Regions from separate parts of the Homo sapiens genome. Here region 1 is linked to region 2. Evidence: chromatin contacts called from ENCODE Hi-C or POLR2A ChIA-PET data. All regions are on one chromosome and are shown on one strand. Each heading gives the region's core, a stretch centred on a gene start or an enhancer-like site at or near the end of the contact. The rest is flanking DNA. Distances are from core to core; before and after follow the strand shown. Region 1 holds the start of KIF27 (kinesin family member 27). Region 2 holds the start of GNAQ (G protein subunit alpha q).

The links. Hi-C counts contacts between places; a loop is a spot of excess contacts on that map. ChIA-PET counts read pairs that join two places held with the same protein, here RNA polymerase II (POLR2A).
Region 1: a loop to region 2 is called in a map of CD8-positive, alpha-beta T cell, with 14 times the contacts of the local background. The contact joins the promoter of KIF27 here to the promoter of GNAQ in region 2. A Hi-C loop is called at or near these places in 1 of 168 maps with a recorded cell type or tissue (CD8-positive, alpha-beta T cell). POLR2A ChIA-PET finds 5 or more read pairs at or near these places in 1 of 52 experiments (WTC11).

What each region holds. Positions count from the first base shown.
Region 1 is chr9:83,918,536-83,924,003 of GRCh38, forward strand. KIF27 (kinesin family member 27) reads right to left here and starts at 2,897. Exons shown (of 18, transcript NM_017576.4): 1 at 2,836-2,897. LOC105376335 (serine/arginine repetitive matrix protein 1-like) reads left to right here and starts at 2,366. Exons shown (of 3, transcript XM_011519284.2): 1 at 2,366-2,726; 2 at 2,819-3,163. The coding sequence starts at 2,366. RefSeq lists enhancers at 2,429-3,178, 3,793-4,297 and silencers at 2,500-2,879, 2,910-3,059.
Region 2 is chr9:78,027,945-78,033,869 of GRCh38, forward strand. It overlaps GNAQ (G protein subunit alpha q), which reads right to left and starts at 3,867. Exons shown (of 7, transcript NM_002072.5): 1 at 3,156-3,867. The coding sequence starts at 3,291. RefSeq lists an enhancer at 3,056-3,950.

The DNA of each region.
Region 1 (5,468 bases), core at 1,647-4,146, 5.9 Mb after region 2:
AATAGGCAAAGCATCCGAAAAGGCAGTTCTTCAAAGAAGATATACAAATGAATAATGAGCACATGAAAAGATGCTCACCATCATTAGCTATCAGGAAAATGCAATCAAAATCACAATGAGAGGCCAGGTGCACAGTGGTTCATGCCTGTAATCCCAGAATTTTAGGAGACTGAGGTGGGAGGATGACCTGAGGTCAGGAGTTCAAGACCAGCCTGGACAACATGGTGTAACCCCATTGCTACCTAAAATACAAAAATTAGCCAGGCGCAGTGGCTCAAACCTGTAATCCCAGCATTTTGGGAGGCCGAGGTGGGAGGATCACCTGAGGTCAGGAGTTCGAGACCAGCCTGAACAACATGGTGAAACCCCGTCCTTACTAAAAATACAAAAATTAGACGGGCATGGTGGTGGGCGCCTATAATCCCAGCTACTAGGGAAGCTGAGGCAGGAGAATCGCTTGAACCCAGGAGGCAGAGGTTGCAGTGAGCTGAGATCGAACCACTGCACTCCATCCTGGGCGATACACCAAGACTGTCTCAAACAAACAAACAAACAAACAACAACCACAATGAGATACCAATCCACATCCACTAGCACTGCTATAATAAAAAAGACAGATCATAAGTGTTGGCAGGGTATAAAGAAATTAGAACCCTCATACACTATTTGTGGGAAGGTAAAATGGTATAGCCACTTTGGAAAACAGACTGACATTTCTGCAAAAAGTTAAACATACAGTTATCTCTTGACCCAGCAATTCCACTCCATCAAATGATCCAGCAATTCCACTCCCAAGAGAAATGAAAACATTGTGTTCGCATAAAAACTTACATACAAATGTTCAGTTTTGGAAGGATAAAGCTTATACAAAATTTAACAAGTAATCTATGACAATGTTTGAGTGCAGATGATGAAAAGTAATGAATTTGAGGTGAGGTTAGGTTCTTTGGAAAAGCTGCTGAGTCTTGAAGATTACCATTAAGTAACACAGACAACTAGACTGAAATAATATTTTATTAATAACACTAACAACAATGAATTGATAATATTCACTACCCTTGAAAAAAAAAAAACCATGGCCCAGCACGGTGGTTCACATCTGTAATCCCAGCACTTTGGGAGGCCAGGGCGGGTGGATCACTTGAGCCCAGGAGTTCGAGACCAGCCTGGGCAACATGGAGAAACCCTGTCTCTACTAAAAATACAAAAATTAGGCAGGCATGGTGGCGTGCGCCTGTAATCCCAGCTACTCAGAAGGCTGAAGCGAGAGGATCCCTCCTGAAAACAAAACAAAACAAATGTGAGCCACGATGCCCAGCCTCATTTCTTGGGGTTTTTAATGGTAATATCTATAAAGAATTTGGTTATAAAGGCAACTGAAACTTATTCTAAGCATTAAAAAAAATAATAATGGGGCCGGGCACAGTGGTTCACACCTGTAATCCCAGCACTTTGGGAGGCCAAGGCAGGTGGATCGCTTCAGCCCACGAGTTCCAGACCAGCCTGGGCAACATGGTGAAACCCTGTCTCTACTAAAAATACAAGAATGTGCCAGGCTGTGGTGACGCACCTGTAGTCCCAGCTACTTGGGAGGCTGAGATTGGAGGATCGCTTGAGCCCGGGAGGTTGAGGCTGCAGTGTGCCACTGCACTCCAGCCTGAGTAACAGAGCGAGACCCTGTCTCAAAACAAAACAAACAAACAATAGTAATGGTCCACAAACATAGGGCTTGTAAAACATCAATATACAAGAAATAAAGTTTTTACACAATCCATAGCACTTATACTTCAGATTCTGATCAATTATAGTCATCAGAAACATACGTATTATGTTGCCAATAAATGATTTAAAAAAAAGCAAAATCTGATTGGTCGTATTTAAGTATACTCAACGGGTTTTTGAAATCTGAGCAAAGGCAAGAGAAATATTGAATCCCTCATGTCATGTCACTGGTCAGGAATGAGTGTCTCCAAAAACCGTTGCCATCCCGTACCCTTGATTTCCCAGAAAGCAGTGGTTGTCTTAAATGTGTGGTTTGTTAATTATTTTCATAAAAAACTTGCCAGTAGATGGACAGTAAATCGCATACGGAGCTCAGAAAAGGCCCCAAATGCGTAAAGACGACAAAAGAGTAAAGAAGGGCAAACAACAAGGATTTTCAACACTGGAGACTTAAAAGGTGTTACTTAAAAGGTGTTTCAAAGAAAGAATCTGGGCGCTTTGCTCTTTATAGTCACCTGCCTCCGAGGGAGGGAGCTCTCGGGCTTGAATGTGCCCAAGGTTCAACCTCTACGGTAGGAAATGCGCCCAAGTTTCAACCTCTACGGTGGGAAATGCGCCCAAGTTTCAACCTCTACGGTGGGAAATGCGCCCAAGTTTCAACCTCTACGGTGGGAAAAAGACGCCTGCGATAAAACAAAGCGCTCGGTGGTGGTGGCCCTCGCGTCGCACCTCACGCCGTGCAGCGACACGAGACGAACACAGGGTGCGCTCTGAAAGGCCGGGTCCCGCGTTCCGGTCGATCGGTGTTCCCCGGGACCCGCTCCTCAGGGCTGACCCAACTTCCTCCGGAAGGGGCGCTCTGCCTCTAGTCGCTCGCCGGCTCCCAGCCCCGACCCCAGACCCCTCGGACGCCCCCATAGGCCTAGCTGGCGCCCCAACCGCCCACCCTCCGCTACCCACCCGCGGCGGCCCCGACCCCAAGCCGGAGCCTACTAGTCCCAACGGCCGGCTGGGGGCGCGGGAGCGGCGGGCGCGGCGGGCTGGAGGGCGGGCACCGCGAAGGGAGGGCGCCCCACTTCCCCGCACCGCCCGCCAGGCCCGCCGAGCACTGACCGGCTCGGGACAGCCCAGGCCCCTGTCGGCGAGCGCTGGACTCCTCAGCTTCGCTCTGCCACACCGCGCAGCCGCCGTCCGCGTCTTTTGTTGTCGCGAGTTCTCCTGGCAACCGGCGAAGCCCGCCTCCCGCCGCGTCCTCTCCTGGATGCCGCGTCCTGGCCCCGCCCCCATCCTGGCCACGCCTCCAAGCCCGCCGCGCAGGAGTCCTGCGTCCCCAGGAAGTCCGCAAAGGGCCGGCCCCTGGGCTTGCCTGCAAATCCGAGTTGTGTCCCACCAACGCGCTGGGACCGGTCTGTGAGGCCTGAGCGCAAGCATCTTTCTACGGGTTCGTGAAATGAGTGAGAACGATTCCACACCGTGTTTCAATATCTTAGCTACCAATTCAGTTTATTTTTATTTTTATTGAGTAAAACTTGCCTAACATAAACCATCTTAAAACTCACAATTCAGTGGCGTTTAATGCATTCACAGTGTTGTGCAACCATCACCTCTGTATATAGTTCAGAAACATTTTCATAACCCCAAAAGAAAATCCCCAAACCAGTTAGCAGTCATTCCTTCTGGTTCCCCTCTCCCCACAACCCCAGCCAGCCACTAATCTACTTTCTGACTCTGTGATAGCTTTACCTATTCTGGGCATTTCTTTATTGATGGAATCATTCAGTATATGACCTTTTGTGTCTAGCTTCTTTTGCTTAATGTTTTCAAGATGCAGTCATGTTGTAACATCTATCAGGACTTCTTTTCTTTTTTTTCTTTTCTTTTTTTTGAGACCGAGTCGCGCTCTGTCGCCCAAGCTGGAGTGCAGTGGCGTGATCTCGGCTCTCTGCAACCTCCACCTCCCGGGTTCAAGCGATTCTCCTGCCTTAGCCTCCCGAGTAGCTGGGATTACAGGCGCGTGCCACCACGCCCGGCTAATTTTTTGTATTTTTAGTAGAGACGGGGTTTGTTTCACTGTGTTAGCCAGGATGGTCTTGATCTCCTGACCTCGTGATCTGCCCGCCTCGGCCTTCCAAAGTGCTGGGATTACAGGCGTGAGCCACCACGCCCGGCCCTTTAGATGGAGTTTCGCTCTTATTGCCCAGGCTGGAATGCAATGGCGCCATCTAGGCTCAACGCAACCTCCACCTCATGGGTTCAAGCGATTCTCCTGCCTCAGCCTCCGGAGTAGCTGGGATTACAGGCATGAGCCACCCTGCCCGGCCCTATCAGGACTTTTTAGGGCTGAAAAAATTCCATTGTATGGATATAGACATACCACATTTTGTTTATCCATTCTTCAGCTGGTGGTGGACATTTGGGCTGTTTCCATGCTGCTATGGACATTCACATACAATATTTGGATGTCTGTTTTCAGTTCCTTTTTTTTTTTTGAGATGGAGTCTCGCTCTGTTGCCCAGGCTGGAGTGCAGTGGCGCTATCTCAACTCACTGCAAGCTCCGCCTCATGGGTTCAAGCAATTCTCCTGCCTCAGCCTCTGGAGTAGCTGGGATTACAGGCATGTGCCACCACCACGCCTGGCTAAGTTTTCTGTATTTTTAGTAGAGACGGGGTTTCACCATGTTGGTCAGGCTGGGCTCGAACTCCCGACCTCAGGTGATCCGCCCACCTTGGCCTCCCAAAGTGCTGGGATTATAGGCGTGAGCCACCGCGCCGAGCCTGTTTTCAGGTCTTTTAGGTATGGACGTAAGAGTGGAATTGCTGGGTCGTATGGTAATATTTAACTTTACCAATTTAGTTTTAAATGCTTTAATGCCTCCTGTTTTTAGTAGCACAATCTAAGCATCTTCAAAAACCCTTCCTTCTCTCATGAAATATAGGAATGAAGGTGGGGGAAAAAAGCTGACTATTTTATTTATAGTTTTTATTTTTTTTTCTTTTAACTGAATTATTTAAAATTTTAAAAATTCAGTCTGGGCACAGTGGCTCACACCTGTAATCTCAGCACTTTGGGAGGCTGAACTGGGAGGGTCACTTGAGCCCAGGAGTTTGAGACCAGCCTGGGCAACATAATGAGACCCCCCATCCCTACAAAAAATCAAAACTTAGCCAGGTGTGGCTGAGTATGCCTGCAGTTCCAGTTACTCTGGAGGTGGAGGTGAGAGAATGGTTTGAGCCTGGGAGGTCAAGGCTGCAGTGAGCTGTTGTTGCACCATGGCATTGCAGCCTGGGTGACAGAATGAGACTCTACCTCAAAAAAATAATAAATAATACATAATTTTTAAAATTCTAAGATTTCATTTATACACATACCTGTGTATTGAGTCATGATGTCAAGGGAATGTCTGATAGTGGCTCAGTATCAATCAAATGCGAAAGCCAGTGTCCTGGGCTTGCTTTTCAGATTGGGGTGATGGATTATTTCCTAGTCTTCCAAGGTTCCCCTCATGATTGGTGGAGATTGTGGTTGCCCAATTTGACTATAGGGCCAAGTTGCATTTTTAGAACTCTTTGAAAACAAACAAAAACTCACATCATGACTGTGAATTGGTAAGTCAGACTGGTCTGCTGACAAAACTTCAATAATTAATAGTACGTAACAATTTAAGTCTAGGAATACCCAGAAGTCTCAACAGAAGTTCTCAAGAGGCCACACAATTGCAGAGAGGAGGTCAGCAAATGCCCAACAG
Region 2 (5,925 bases), core at 2,617-5,116:
ATAACTATATGTAACATGAAGCAGGCACTCAAGGCCACTTGTATTACACAGACTTACAAATTATATTAAATGAGGTTATCTATGTACCACCAACAGAAATATTTAGTGAATATTCATGAAAATTAATCAATTAAAGAAAATATGTGCTTTATACCTACAAAATATATAAAAACATTAACCAAGTTAAAATGAAGTATGCTCTTGTATATCTACATAGAATACAAAGAGTAAGTTTTGAGTGTCAAACACTAACATAAATGAATTCAAAGAATGAATAAGTTAAAAGACAACAAGAAAATAATTCAAAATTTAATGTAATATTCTTATAGTGGTAGATTTCAGGGTTCACGTTTCTAAAGTTAAAATAAAAATATATAATATATAAGCATACGGAATAAATTTGGAAGACTGGCATAGTTGCCGAATATAAATCAACATAGCCCAAATTTTACTGCCATACTTTCATCTAGTCAGGTACCCACTAATTGTCTTTTTAAATGTCTCCATATTATTAATACACAAAAGTAAATAATTACATGAGCAAATGCAAGGGTACCCACTTTTATCCCTGTCAAACAAATCCTCTTCCATTAAAATGGTATCAAGCCTTGAACTAAAATTTACTTTGAAAACAATTTTACATTGATTTTCATTTCAAAATACTTATTCCTCCATAAACTAGTTAAAAATATTAGTAGATCTTTAAACTGTGAATGGATACATCTTATAATCTCCTCTAGATAGGTTTGTTTAAATGATAGAAGGAACCAGAACATTCAGTGTACTCATCAAAGCAGCGAATCAGGAATTCCTCAAATGAAATCCCTCCCTAATATCTTCCTTGTTGAAATCAACCGTCCTGGATTCAAAAACTCCTGAAATCACACTCATACACATACACGCACGCACAAATCCACATTTAGCGTATATTACTACAGAAATAGTGTAAGTATTGTAGTATTCATGTTGCAAAAGCAATATACCAAGAACATGAAGCAGTAGCAATTCTTGCATGATGTTCCGCTAATAAGAGGAAAAAAAAGTTCTCCACACTACCACCACTTTAGCAGTAAAATTGGTTTACACTTTTTCTCAGAAAATTATCTCCAAGTTCATTTTTAAAAGCACAGTGTTATTTAAATACACAGTATGGAATTAAGCATCCATGTAAGTGTATTTCCCTTAGACATTCAAACCTAGGCCCACTGAGAAACTCCCTGGGCTTTAACTCTTAGCTGCTGGGAAACTCAGAGCTGTCACTTTTCAGGCAAATAGGGTTGGCTGGAGAGACCTCAACTGCCCAGTTCACAATTAAACAGAAACAAAGACTGTCAACAGGGCAATAAAATAAAAAAAAAACACAATTCTTAAAACAAGTCTCTCTAAAATACGTGCGTTTCCCCTTAATTATACACTTAAAACACTCTTATTTCTTTTGTTCTTTATTTTCTTCTCAACCTTGAGAACTCAGAAAACATTCAACTGCCTGTTTTCAGCCACTAGAAGTAGCTCAAAATGAGAATTAAAAAAAAAAAAATCTTTACTTTCCAATTGCAGTTTGCCTCCTCCCTGGCTTCATTCCCCTAAGCCCAACTCTTTCATCCAGTGCTTTTGCCTTCTGCTTTTTATAAACATGTGCACATTTATCTAATTGAGTTTCAAAATGAAGACATAAAGAAAGCATGTCATGGGAATTAACTATTAGTAACTATGTGTGTGATCAGTATATTTTGTTCCTGCTTGTAAATGATCCAGTACATAAGCAGTTCATTCCCAAAGGCAATTGGTTCCTTGAGCCAGCAAATGGAATGCTCAAGATAAGAAAGAAAATGCATGCTTCTCACAAACACCAACTAACAGTACAATATTCTTTTCTTACAGAAATGTTTGAGAAACACATTTATTATACATGCAAATACCCAGAACACAAGTGCAGACATTTTTCAGGCCCGTTACTGCAAAGCTGTTTGCTCTTCCTGCCACAGTAGCTCAGGGTTCTGTCACTGTGGCTTGTATATGAACCCTGATCGCTTGATTCTGAACATCCTCCCAGAGATAATCATCAATAAATTTCTATTTGAGAAATGGCATTTTCTTGCTAACTTAGTGTTGAAGCAGAATTTTTTTTTCAAGACTAGAGGGAAATTTTTCCTGTATGCTTCCCGTTTTTCCTTCTCGCCCAGATTCCAAAGACATTAAAATGCTATCTGTTTTAAACAAAAGGTTTCTATTTGTTGCCAAGAGAGTAACTGAGAGACTGCACTGGTTTTCGGTAGTAACTATTGTGAACTGAGGCCTACATCTAGGTTGCCTCATTAAACAAAAGATACCGGTCGCTGTCAACAACCACACAGCACAACGCTCCCCTACCCTCATCTTTATCTAGAAGGAATGGTGCAGACGAGAATAACGCCTGTCACCATCCACTGGCCAACTCTTCTAGGCTCCCTCCTTTCGATGGTCTGGTGGCTAGAGAACAGCACTTGTGTGACACATTTGGGCTTGCCCTCCCGCCTCGCCCCCAGTACACAGACCCTTTCCTTGGAGGGCCAACCACTTGGCTTCCTCACCATGAGTGCTCCGGGAATCCAGCTGCGAGTCTGCCCACCGTTCCCCCATTCCCTCCTGACCCCATAGGGCACTGATAATGGATGCACACCGGCCACTCCACCGCAGGCCATCCCCCAACGTGCCCCGGCTCCGCTCGCCACCCGCTGGGCCACACACACGGCTCCCCACGCCACCACCCCATGGGGTGCCGCGGCCACGACACTGGAAGTTCAACCCCTCTGCCCACCTTTCCACCCCCGCGCCTCTGGTCGGAGTGATCTGCCATTTAGCAGATGCACAGCAGATAAGGTACAGCCCTCAGGGACACGAAAAGGAACAAGCCAAGGCACCGGGCAGGGCAGCCCCGACCCCTGTGCTGCGTGTGTGTGTCGCTGTGTGTGTGTGTGTGTGTGTGTGTGTGTGTGTCTGTGTGTAACGCGCCCGCGCGCCCGCGCGGGTGAAGGCAGTGGCCGGGGGCGCGCCCGGGAGGGTAGGGGCGAACCGCGGGCGCCGGGGGGCGGGGGCGCCGAAGGCAGCTGCCCCGCAGGGCCAAGGATGGTGGGCTGGGGGCGCAGAGGCCCGGCGGGGCCCCGGACGGTACTCACCGAGCAGCAGCAGCTTGAGCTCCCGGCGGGCGTCCCGCTTGTCCCTGCGGAGCTGCCGCTCGATCTCGTCGTTGATCCGCCGGGCTTCCTTGGCCTCCTCGCTCAGGCAGCACGCCATGATGGACTCCAGAGTCATTCTTCCAAAGTGCCTCCGCTGCAGCCCCGCCGGCACCCCCTGCTCACAGCGCGCACACACACCCTCCCGCCCTCGCTCCCCCGAGGCAGCGGTGGCCGCCGAGCCCCCGCCGCCCGGGCGCGCGTCCGGGACGAGCTCCGGGAACCGCCGCGGGGGCGGCGGCCAGGGCCGGGGCCACCAGGTGGGCCGGGGGCGCGGTGGGAGCGGATAGTCTGGGCCGACGGGAGAAGAGAGGCGGGCGCGGGAGGCGGGCGCTGGCTCGGGGGGCGCGTGAGAGAAGGCCGCCGCGCCCGGCCTCGCTCAGACGCCCGCGCCTCCTTCCCCGGGAACAGGCGGCCCGCCTCGCCCCCCGAGCCGCCGCCGCCGCCGCCGCCTGCGAGGCTCCCCTACGCCGTGCGCCTGGCGGCGAGAGCTCATTCACCGGGGTGTCCCCGCAGCGAGCGGCCGCCGACGGCTCCCCGCGCCCGGCGCGCCCGCTCCTCGCCGCCGCCTGACACGGCTCCCGGGCGCCCTCGGCCCTGTCCGCGCCCACCGCCCGGCTCGCGCGCAGACCCGGTTCCCGTCCCGCCCGGCAACCGCGCGCTCCTCCGCCTCCGCCTCCGCCCCCGCCCCCGCCAGACGCCCACCCCCTGCCCCGATTGCCAGGCGCGGAGCGGCTGCTCAGTGCGAGCCCTCCCCCTCGCCACACACACACATTTTCTTCTTTCTCTGAACTGGAGCACAGATCCGGGAGGGAGGAGGCGGCGGCGAAAGGAGGAGGAGGAAGAGGCGGAGGGGATGGGCGCGGGAGGAGGGAGCCGGGAGGCGGTGCCGCCCGGCCCCTCCTGGAAGGCTTTCCTGGGCTCGCGGCCGCCGCGGCGCGCCTCCCAGTGCGGCTCTCGCCTCGCCCGCGCGGCTCCCGGGCTGGGCCGGCCCCCGCGGGCTCTGCGGACGCCTACTGCTCCCGCACCCTCGGCAGAGTCCGCGGGCGCAGCAGTCACGGCCGCCCCCGGCCGAAGTCGGGGCCAGACCCGGCCGCCGACGCGCAGCCCGAGCCGGCGGCCGCCGTTGCGTGCCAGGGCCGCAGCCGACCTGCGGCTGCCGTCCGGCCGGGCGTGGTGAGACAGGAATATGGCGGCCTCTGCCTGCCTCAGCCCACCGGCCCGGGAGCGCGGCCGCGGCCCCTGCTGAAGTCGCGGGAGGCGGCCCCGCGGAGCCCCGCACGCGCTCCCTGCGGCGCCGGCGCTGGCGTCCGCCGCTCCCGGGCTGTGCCTGTCTGCTCCACGGGGTCGCTCCTCAGCCGTTTCTGTGTTTCCCGTTCCTATTTCTAAAACGCCATTCGGTTAGAAACTCTCACGTCACCTCTGACACCGGTGCAGTCTTAGAAAATAAGCTCCTCTATACTGTGTGGGGCTACTGGGGAAGGGAAGGGAAGGAATTGGCACCGGTGCCCAGAGGTGTAGGGGGAGATTCACAGGCGAAGCTGTTCGCAAAGTAACGTGAGATAGAAATCTAAATCCTGAACAGAGAAAGGAAGCTGCCCAAGTTTCCAAGAGCCTCCCGATAGGTTCCAACTTTTCATGCCTTTGTTTTTTTGGTGGTTGTTGGTTGTTTTTGTTTTTTTAAGTTGTTTTTGTTTTTGTTTTACAAGTTCTCTTGTTTCTGAGAAGGCACACGATGTTTAGCCGCCGAGTAATCGAATTTACTCTTCTAGACTGAGATTGAATTATGGATGACTTATGGGAAAATGTAAAATAATGTGGAATAAAAGGAAAGGAAAGAATGAAATAGAAGAGAAACTAAGGAGGCCCCAGCAAAACGGCATTCTAGTTTTTTTGATTTGCAATATGTGATTGAGGCAGTAAACTGTCGTATGCACATTTCATTGTGATCGTCTACTGATAAATAGCACACGAAAATAATCTTGTTTAATCAGGCCCAGGAGATGAAACTCATATTGCTTCCTGCCTTAAAGGAACCTGAGGTCTTCAAAGAAAATTGTCTTTTATGAAGAGAACCGCTTTTTCACGTTTCATGTGTTCTCTGAAGTGTCCCTGGTGCAACCTGCTGATCCAGAGTGTAAGGTACGGTCATGACTCTGCTTTTGCTACAGATCAAGAACTCATATAGGGTTCTTAGACAACAGGTGTGTAACTTCCTTCTTTCTTTCATTTGCCATTACTCCACCGTTTCACACACATACACACACTCTAAACCACGATTTAAATCAAGCAAGTCAAGATATAAAATATATATTTTAGGTTCTCTGTTTAAAACCTAGAAAATAATTAAATTTCACCTTGCCCTGGAGAGCAGAGAGGGCAAACCTCAACCCTTTTATGTGAATGCCTACAGAGAACAGCTAGACTTGCTATGAAATTAAAATTTAAAATCAAGTGACTAAAGAAATTAAAGATTGAAATTCAGTATGCAAAAATAGAAAGTGGCTTCAGAAGAAAAAATTTTAAGTTTGCATCCTCCGAATATATGTATGTATATGAGCTTTGGAGAGACACAGAACACTGGAAAACCAAATGACAGAAAGCTTGAAGTCTCTGGTTACCTACCCAGGGATCCTCTGAGACTTTTAAAAATGTCTTTTAAAATGAGCCATCAGGCTATCAGGTAATATGTTTTGACTGAATTGTCCTATTA